3 separate regions of the Homo sapiens genome follow, and regions 2 and 3 are each linked to region 1. Evidence: read pairs that join two places in POLR2A ChIA-PET (ENCODE). Cell type or tissue: HepG2. All regions are shown on one strand.

The links. ChIA-PET counts read pairs that join two places held together with the same protein. Peaks named below come from ENCODE experiments on the same cell type or tissue, not always from the same donor. Only the 100,000 strongest peaks of a DNase experiment are listed, where the experiment ranks them.
Region 2: POLR2A ChIA-PET joins it to region 1 with 5 read pairs; 7 of 35 experiments call an interaction of 5 or more read pairs at or near these places.
Region 3: POLR2A ChIA-PET joins it to region 1 with 7 read pairs; 5 of 35 experiments call an interaction of 5 or more read pairs at or near these places.

What each region holds. Positions count from the first base shown.
Region 1 is chr19:35,660,261-35,662,760 of GRCh38, forward strand. No RefSeq gene overlaps it. Among named protein-coding and RNA genes, the nearest start is that of UPK1A, 5.0 kb to the right of the region's middle. In HepG2, no CTCF peak of the experiment used is centred here; a DNase peak (open chromatin) is centred at 1,321.
Region 2 is chr19:35,603,861-35,606,360 of GRCh38, forward strand. No RefSeq gene overlaps it. Among named protein-coding and RNA genes, the nearest start is that of LINC01766, 7.2 kb to the left of the region's middle. In HepG2, no CTCF peak of the experiment used is centred here; a DNase peak (open chromatin) is centred at 1,401; H3K4me3 peaks cover 347 bases; H3K27me3 peaks cover 36 bases.
Region 3 is chr19:35,529,812-35,532,311 of GRCh38, forward strand. No RefSeq gene overlaps it. Among named protein-coding and RNA genes, the nearest start is that of GAPDHS, 2.4 kb to the right of the region's middle. In HepG2, no CTCF peak of the experiment used is centred here; no DNase peak of the experiment used is centred here; H3K27me3 peaks cover 606 bases.

The DNA.
Region 1 (2,500 bases):
GGTAAAACCCCATCTCTTCTAAAAATACAAAAAAAACTATAAAAATACAAAAATTAGCCAGGTGTGGTGGTGCGTGCCCCTAATCCCAGCTACTGGGGAGGCTGAGGCAGGAGAATCACTTGAACCTGGGAGGTGGAGGTTGCAGTGAGCTGAGATCACACCACTGTACTCCAGCCTGGGCGACAGAGCGAGACTCCATCCCCAAAAAACAAAAACAAAACTTCAAATGGTTACAAACTTGTCTGATGCATTCACATGAGCAGGGATGATTCTTGTATGGAGAAAAATGGCCCCAGAGATAGATCTTGTGAAATAGCTGCTCATGAAGAAAAGTGGCTGTAGGGGCCGGGCGCGGTGGCTCACGCCTGTAATGCCAGCACTTTGGGAGACCGAGGCAGGCAGATAACCTGAGGTCGGGAGTTCCAGACCAGCCTGACCAACATGGAGAAACCCCGTCTCTACTAAAAATACAAAATGAGCCAGGCGTGGTGGTGCATGCCTGTAATCCCAGCTACTCTGGATGCTGAGGCAGGAGAATTGCTTGAACCCAGGAGGTGGAGGTTGCTGTGACCCGAGATTGTGCCATTGTACTCCAGCCTAGGCAACAAGAGCGAAACTCCGTCTCAAAAAAAAAAAAAGTGGCTGTAAACAGGACCTTAGTGCACACACAGGGAGCTTGAGGGATCGTGGGAGGTTATGGCGTGGGTTGGAAGTAGCAAAGAACTTAAACACCATGAAAAAAAAATTTTTTTTTTGAAATGGAGTCTTGCTCTGTTGTCCAGACTGGAGTGCAGTGATGTGATCTCTGCTCACTGCAACCTCCACCTCCCGGTTCAAGCAATTCTGCCTCAGCCTTCCAAAACGCTGGGATTACAGGCGCTTGCCACCACACCCAGCTAATTTTTTGTATTTTTAGTAGCGATTTAGAGAGTAGTTTCACCGTGTTGACCAGGCTGGTCTTGAACTCCGTGACCTCAGGTTAACCATCCACCTCGGCCTCCCAAAGTGCTGGGATTACAGGCATGAGCCACCACACCCAGCCAACACCATGAAAATTTCAAATGAAACAGGACGGCCAGTGAAAAGTCAAGGTGCTGGACTCCTTGAGTCCAGCTGCCTGATTCTGCCCAGGGTTTGCCACCAGTGCCAGTGTTTCCTGTACATTCCTTTAGAGATAGCTCATGCATCTAGAAGTATTTGTAAATATATTGATCTGATTGGATATGGTGCCCTTTTGCTCACACAGCCCCTGCCACACTGGCCTCTTCAGTGCACAGGAACTGTGAGCAAATGTATTTCGACACACCAGGCTGGCTCCAACCCCGGATCCTTTACACTTGCTGTTTGCTCGACCTGGAATGTTTGGCCACCAGCTGTCCACAAGCTCACCCCTCACTGCCTTCAGGTCTTCATTTAGCGAGGCCTTCTCTGACCACTCAGCCTTCACCTTCAGCTCCTCCATCTTTGTGCCCCTTCACTCCTTTTGTTTCTTTCTCTTTTTTCAATTTTTATTTATTTTTTTAGTTTTTGGAGATGGAGTCTCTCTGTCACCAGGCTGGAGTGCAGTGGCGCAATCTCAGCTCACTGCAACCTCAGACTCCCTGGTTCAAGCGATTCTTCTGCCTCAGCCTCCCAAGTAGCTGGGATTACAGGCACGCGCCACCACGCCCAGCTAATTTTTGTATTTTTAGTAGAGACGGGGTTTCACCATGTTGGCCAGGATGGTCTCCATCTCCTGACTTTGTGATCCACCCAGCTCGGCTTCCCAAAGTGCTGGGATTACAGGTGTGAGCCACCACACCTGGCCTTGTTTCTTAAGCACTTACCGCTAACATGCCAAATGTTATCCTTCATCATTGCACCACTGGAATGTAATTTCCATGCGGGCAGATTTGGAAATATATATTTAATTCCCCTTTTCAGCTTTTTTTTTTTTTTTGAGATAAGGTCTTACTCTGTCACCTAGGCTGGCATGTAGTGGCGTAATCTCAGTTTACTGCAGCCTCCGCCGCCCAGACTCAAGCCATCCTCCTACCTCAGCCTCCCAAGTAGCTAGGACCACAGGCATAGACCACCATACTCAGCTAGTTTTTTGTTTGTTTGTTTGTTTTTGATAGAGACGGGGTTTCACCATGTTGCCCAGGCTGGTCTCAACTCCTGAGCTCAGGTGATCTGCCCGCCTTAGCCTCCCAAAGTGCTGGGATTACAGGCCTGAGCCACCGCACGCCAGCCTGCATTTTTTCCAAATGTTCTAATCTTTCTCATTTTATTATTTTTTTTTTTTTAATTTTTTTTTTGACACAAGACCTCACTCTGTCACCCAGCCTGGAGTGCAGTGGCCTGATCACAGCTTACTGCAGCCTTGAACTCCCAGGCTCAAGAGATCCTCCCACCCCAGCCTCTCAAGTAGATGGGACTACAGGCATATGCCACCACACCCAGCTAATTTTTGTATTCTTTTGTAGAGATGGAGTTTGCCCATATTGCCCAGGCTGATCTC
Region 2 (2,500 bases), 56 kb before region 1:
TAGCTAGGATTACAGGTGCTCACCACCTCAACCAGCTAATTTTTTATAGTTTTAATAGAGATGGGGTTTCACCATGTTGGTGAGGCTGGTCTTGAACTCCTGACTTCGTGATATGCCCGCCTCGGCCTCTCAAAGTGCTGGAATTATAGGCGTGAGCCACCGTGCCCAGCCTTTCTTTTTTTTTTTTTTTTTTTTTTCTTTTCTTTTCTTTTTTTTTTTTTTTTGAGACGGGGTCTCGCTCTCTCACTCAGGCTGGAGTACAGTGGCATGATCTCGGCTCACTGCAACCTCTGCCTCCCAGGTTCAAGTGATTCTCCTGCCTCCACCTCCTGAGTAGCTGGGATTACATGCGCCTGCCGCCACGCCTGGCTAATTTTTTTATTTTTAGTAGAGATGGGATTTCATCATGTTGGCCAGGCTGGTCTTAAAACTCCTGACCCCAGGTGATCCACCTGCCTTGGCCTCCCAAAGTGTAGGAATTACAGGCGTGAGCCACCGCGCCTGGCCGCCCGGCTAATTTTTATATTTTTAGTAGAGCTGGGGTTCTCCATGTTGGCCAGGCTGGTCTCAAACTCCTGAGATCAGGTGATCCACCTGCCTCAGCCTCCCAAAGTCCTGGGATTACAGGCATGAGCCACTGGGCCCGGCCCAGGTTCAGAAGCCTGACTAAAGTTTGGCCAAGCAAAGAATCCTTGTCAGGAGGCTGTAAATAAGAGACCTGTGAGAAATAAAAATTGTCAGGTGTCTGAGCCCAAGCCTGCATGTATACATCCAGATGGCCTGAGGCAACTGAAGAACCACAAAAACAAGTGAAAATGGCCAGCTCCTGCCTTAACTGATGACATTACCTTGTGACATTCCTTCTCCTGGACAATAAGTCTCCGGAGCTCCCCACCGAGCACCTTGTGACCCCCGCCCCTGCCTGCAAGAGAACAACCCCCTTTAACTGTAATTTTCCACTACCTACCCAAATCCTATAAAACTGCCTCACTCCTATCTCCCTTTGCTGACTCCTTTTTCGGACTCAGTCCGCCTGCACCCAGGTGATTAAAAAGCTTTTACTGCTCACACAAAGCCTGTTTGATGGTCTCTTCACACGGACGCACGTGACAAAAATAAAATCCTAAGTCCGCCAACTGGCTGAATGAACACTGTCTTGGCCAAGGGGCCTACAGAGAAACACTAAAAGCTGAGTTCCTAGCCGTGACTGAACGGGTGGTCGGGCACACCTCATTCTACCTCCTCCCTTGCTGACTGCCATGAAGCTTTCTTCCCTAAGGGTTAAACAGAAACCAGCCCTATTGAAAGACTCATTCACTGCTAATTTCAACCAATGGCCTGAAATACATGGCTGCTCCTCCCTTTTGTGGTTTCAACATAACAACTGACCAGCATTCCTTCCTGATCAGAGGCCACCTAACCACGGGGTGTGGCTCTGGCCAGTCTACAGAGGCTGCACACAAAGGGCCTTTGTGTCCTCTGCATCACCTTTTGATGTATAGGGCCTAATTGTAATACATTTAAGTGTTAAGTCTCCACTCCAAAGTGAACATGGGGCCTGGCACGGTGGCTCACGCCTGTAATCCCAGCACTTTGGGAGGCCAAGGTGGGCGGATCACCTGAGGTCAGGAGTTTGAGACCAGCCTGGCCAACATGGTGAAACCCTGTCTCTACTAAAAATAAAAAAATTAGCCAGGCATGGTGATGGGTGCCTGTAATCCCAGCTACTCATGAGGCTGAGGCAGGAGAATTGCTTGAACCCTGGGAAAGAGAGGTTGCAGTGAGCTGAGATCGCACCACTACACTACAGCCTGGGTGACAGAGTAAGACTCCATCTCAAAAAAAAAAAAAAAAAAAAAAAAAAGTGAATATGGGATGTTACTACACATGTGCTGTACCTTCCCTTCATGAATATTCATAGCTCCTCCTATAACCTGTTGAATATGTATACTGAGCCAAGCCATTCAGCGTTAACTCTGACCTTATCCTTCCCTTACTGGAGGTGCCTGCTCTCAGCTTCTACCGGAGGCTACACTTCTCGGCCTGTGAGATGGCCCGGCTGCAGGCTGCAACTCTTTATGAGAAATAAAGCTCTCCTTTCCAAATTTGTAAACCTGTATTAGTCTGTTCTCACGCTGCTGAAAAGAACTGCCCAAGACTGGGTAATTTATAAAGGAAAGAGGTTTAATTGACTCACAGTTCCGCAGGGTTGGGGAGGCCTCAGGGAACTTAAAATCATGGTGGAAAAGAAAGCAAAAACGTCCTTCCTCAGATGGCAGCAGGAAGGAGAAGTGCCAAGCAAAGAGGGAAAAGCCCCTTATAAAACCATCAGATCTCGTGAGAACTCACTATCTCAAGAACAGCAGCATGGGGGTAACCACCCCCATGATTCGATTACCTCCCACTAGGTCCCTCCCACAACACATGGGGATTTGGGGAACTACAATTCAAGATGAGATTTGGGTGGGGACAGCCAAACCATATCAAAACCTCATGATTC
Region 3 (2,500 bases), 130 kb before region 1:
CTGGTGGGAAGGCCAGGCAGGAACAATGTGCAGGGTGTGAGCAGCTGGAGGTGGCAGAGCTATGTGTGTGGGTGCCCAGGTGTGGCGAGAATCTGCACGTGTTTTCAGGCTTTGCTCAAACAAAGGCGCCAAGGCCCACTCCCCTCAGAGGACCCGGGGTTCCTCTCCAGCTCCTGGACACTTGACTCCACCCAAAGACAGGCATCCCAGGACAGATATCCAGAAGCTTCTGCCTTCTCTGGGCTCTGCCTATAGAGGGTGACTAAGTGTGCCACCTCTCCAAGCTTGAGCTCATCAAATCTGTTTCCCGGTTTCACACTCCAGGGACAAAGCCAAATTCCTGGGCAAACTCAGGTGTGGTTTTTCTGCCCTGGTCCAGGGCCGAAATGATGGAGTTTCCCATACCAGGAGGTGGCTGGGCAGAGAAGAGTGGGTGATGAGTGTCAGAATCCTAACCCACCCAGAGATCAAGAGGTGGGATTTCTCCCACTTTGAACTGTGTTCCATCTTCTTTTTGTGTTTTTGGAGGGAGAGTCTCACTCTATCCCCCAGGCTGGCATGCAGTGGCATGATCTCGGCTCACTGCAACCTCCGCCTCCCGGGTTCAAGTGATTCTTCTGCCTCAGCCTCCCGAGTAGCTGGGATTAGCCGGGCACCTGCCATGATGCCCAGCTAATTTTTGTACTTTCAGTAGAGACGGGGTTTCACCATGTTGGCCAGGCTGGTCTCGAACCCCTGACCTCAGGTGATCCGCCCACCTCGGCCTCCCCAAGGGCAGGGATTACAGGCGTGAGCCACTGTGCCTGGCCTGAACTGTGTTCCATCTTCTCTATCCCTCTCCACCCCATCCTTTCATCTTCTGCCAGCCTCAGTCCCTCTCCTCTGTCTCTCTATTCCCATGTGGCACGATTCGATTCAGGACTTCAGCATCTGGCTCCATAACTGAGAATGGCCTGGAGTTGTCCTTTCTTTATTTTATTTATTTTTTTTATGAAGTATCACTCTGTTGCCCAGGTTGGAGTGCAGTGGCAATCTCGGCTCACTGCAACCTCCGCCTCCCAGGTTCAAGTGATTCGCCTGCCTCAGCCTCCCGAGTAGCTAGGATTACAGATGCATGCCACTACACCTGGCTAATTTTTGTATTTTTAGTAGAGATGGAGTTTCACCATGTTGGCCAGGCTGGTCTCAAACTCCTGACCTCAGGTGGTCTACCTGCCTCGGCCTCCCAAAGTGCTGGGATTACATGTGTGAGCCACTGCACCCAGCCAAAATCAGCCCCTTTTGAATCCTGGTTTTGTTGAGGTTATATTTTTCACCTCCTTGATTGTACACCAAAATGTAGCTCCCTTTGTTTAATTAATCATCTGTGTTTTGGTCTCGGTTCGTTAAAACCTCCTCACCTGTACACTTAGTTTACTTTCTTCTCCCAGGCCATCAAAGCAGGAGAGCCTCACCCTGCCCTGGTCCCATGGCAGGTGCTTGGCAAATGAATTTCTCATGGATGTTGGCGGAAGGAAGAGGTTATGTCATTCTGCCCCTTCTTGCATCCATCCCTCTCTGGGATGGTGACTCCTTCCTGGCACAAACCCCCACTCCCCCTGAACCTTGGTCACAGCTGCGTGTCAACCTGCTGTGCAGGTGATGGTGCCTGCCTGTGAGTCACTGAGGTGCAAGCAAACCCCTACCCCGGGGCTGCAGGGGAGGGAGCTGTTTGTCCACTTGTTCTTTGTCAGACGTTCATTGAAAACCTGCTTTGTATTGTTCTAAGTGCTGGAGGCACAGTCGTGAACAAACAAACAAGAACAGGAGCCCTGTGAGGGGCTTAGAGCCCAAGGGGGAGACATCGAACAAATAAACCAATCAGTAGATCATGACAAACTACATGAAAAGCTACAAGGAAAAGAATGGGTGCTGCGAGAAGATATAACGTGAAGAGTTTGATAAGATTGGCGATCAGGGCCGGGCGAGGTGGTTCACGCCTGTAATCCCACCACTTTGGGAGGCCGAGGCAGATGGATCACCTGAGGTCAGGAGTTTGAGATCAGCCTGGCCAACATGGTGAAACCCCGTCTCTACTAAAAATACAAAAACAAAAAAAAAATTAGCTAGGTGTAGTGGCGCACGCCTGTAGTCCCAGCTACTCAGGAGGCTGAGGCGGGAGAATCACTTGAACCCAGGAGGCGGAGGTTGCGGTGAGCTGAGATCGCACCATTGCACTCCAGCCTAGGCAACAAGAGCGAAACTCTGTCTCAAAAAAAAGAAAAGAAAAGAAAAGATTAGCGATCAGATGAAACCTGAGGAATTGACATTTATTCATTCAGGTATAGTTTATTGGGCTAACGCCTTTTTCAGACAGGGTCTTGCTCTGTCTCCCAGCTGGAGTGCAGTGACACAATCACAGCTCACTGCAGCCTTGACCTCCTAGGCTCAAGTGATCCTCCCACCTCAGCCTCCCTAATAATTGGGACAACAGGCATGCACCACCACACCTGGCTACTTT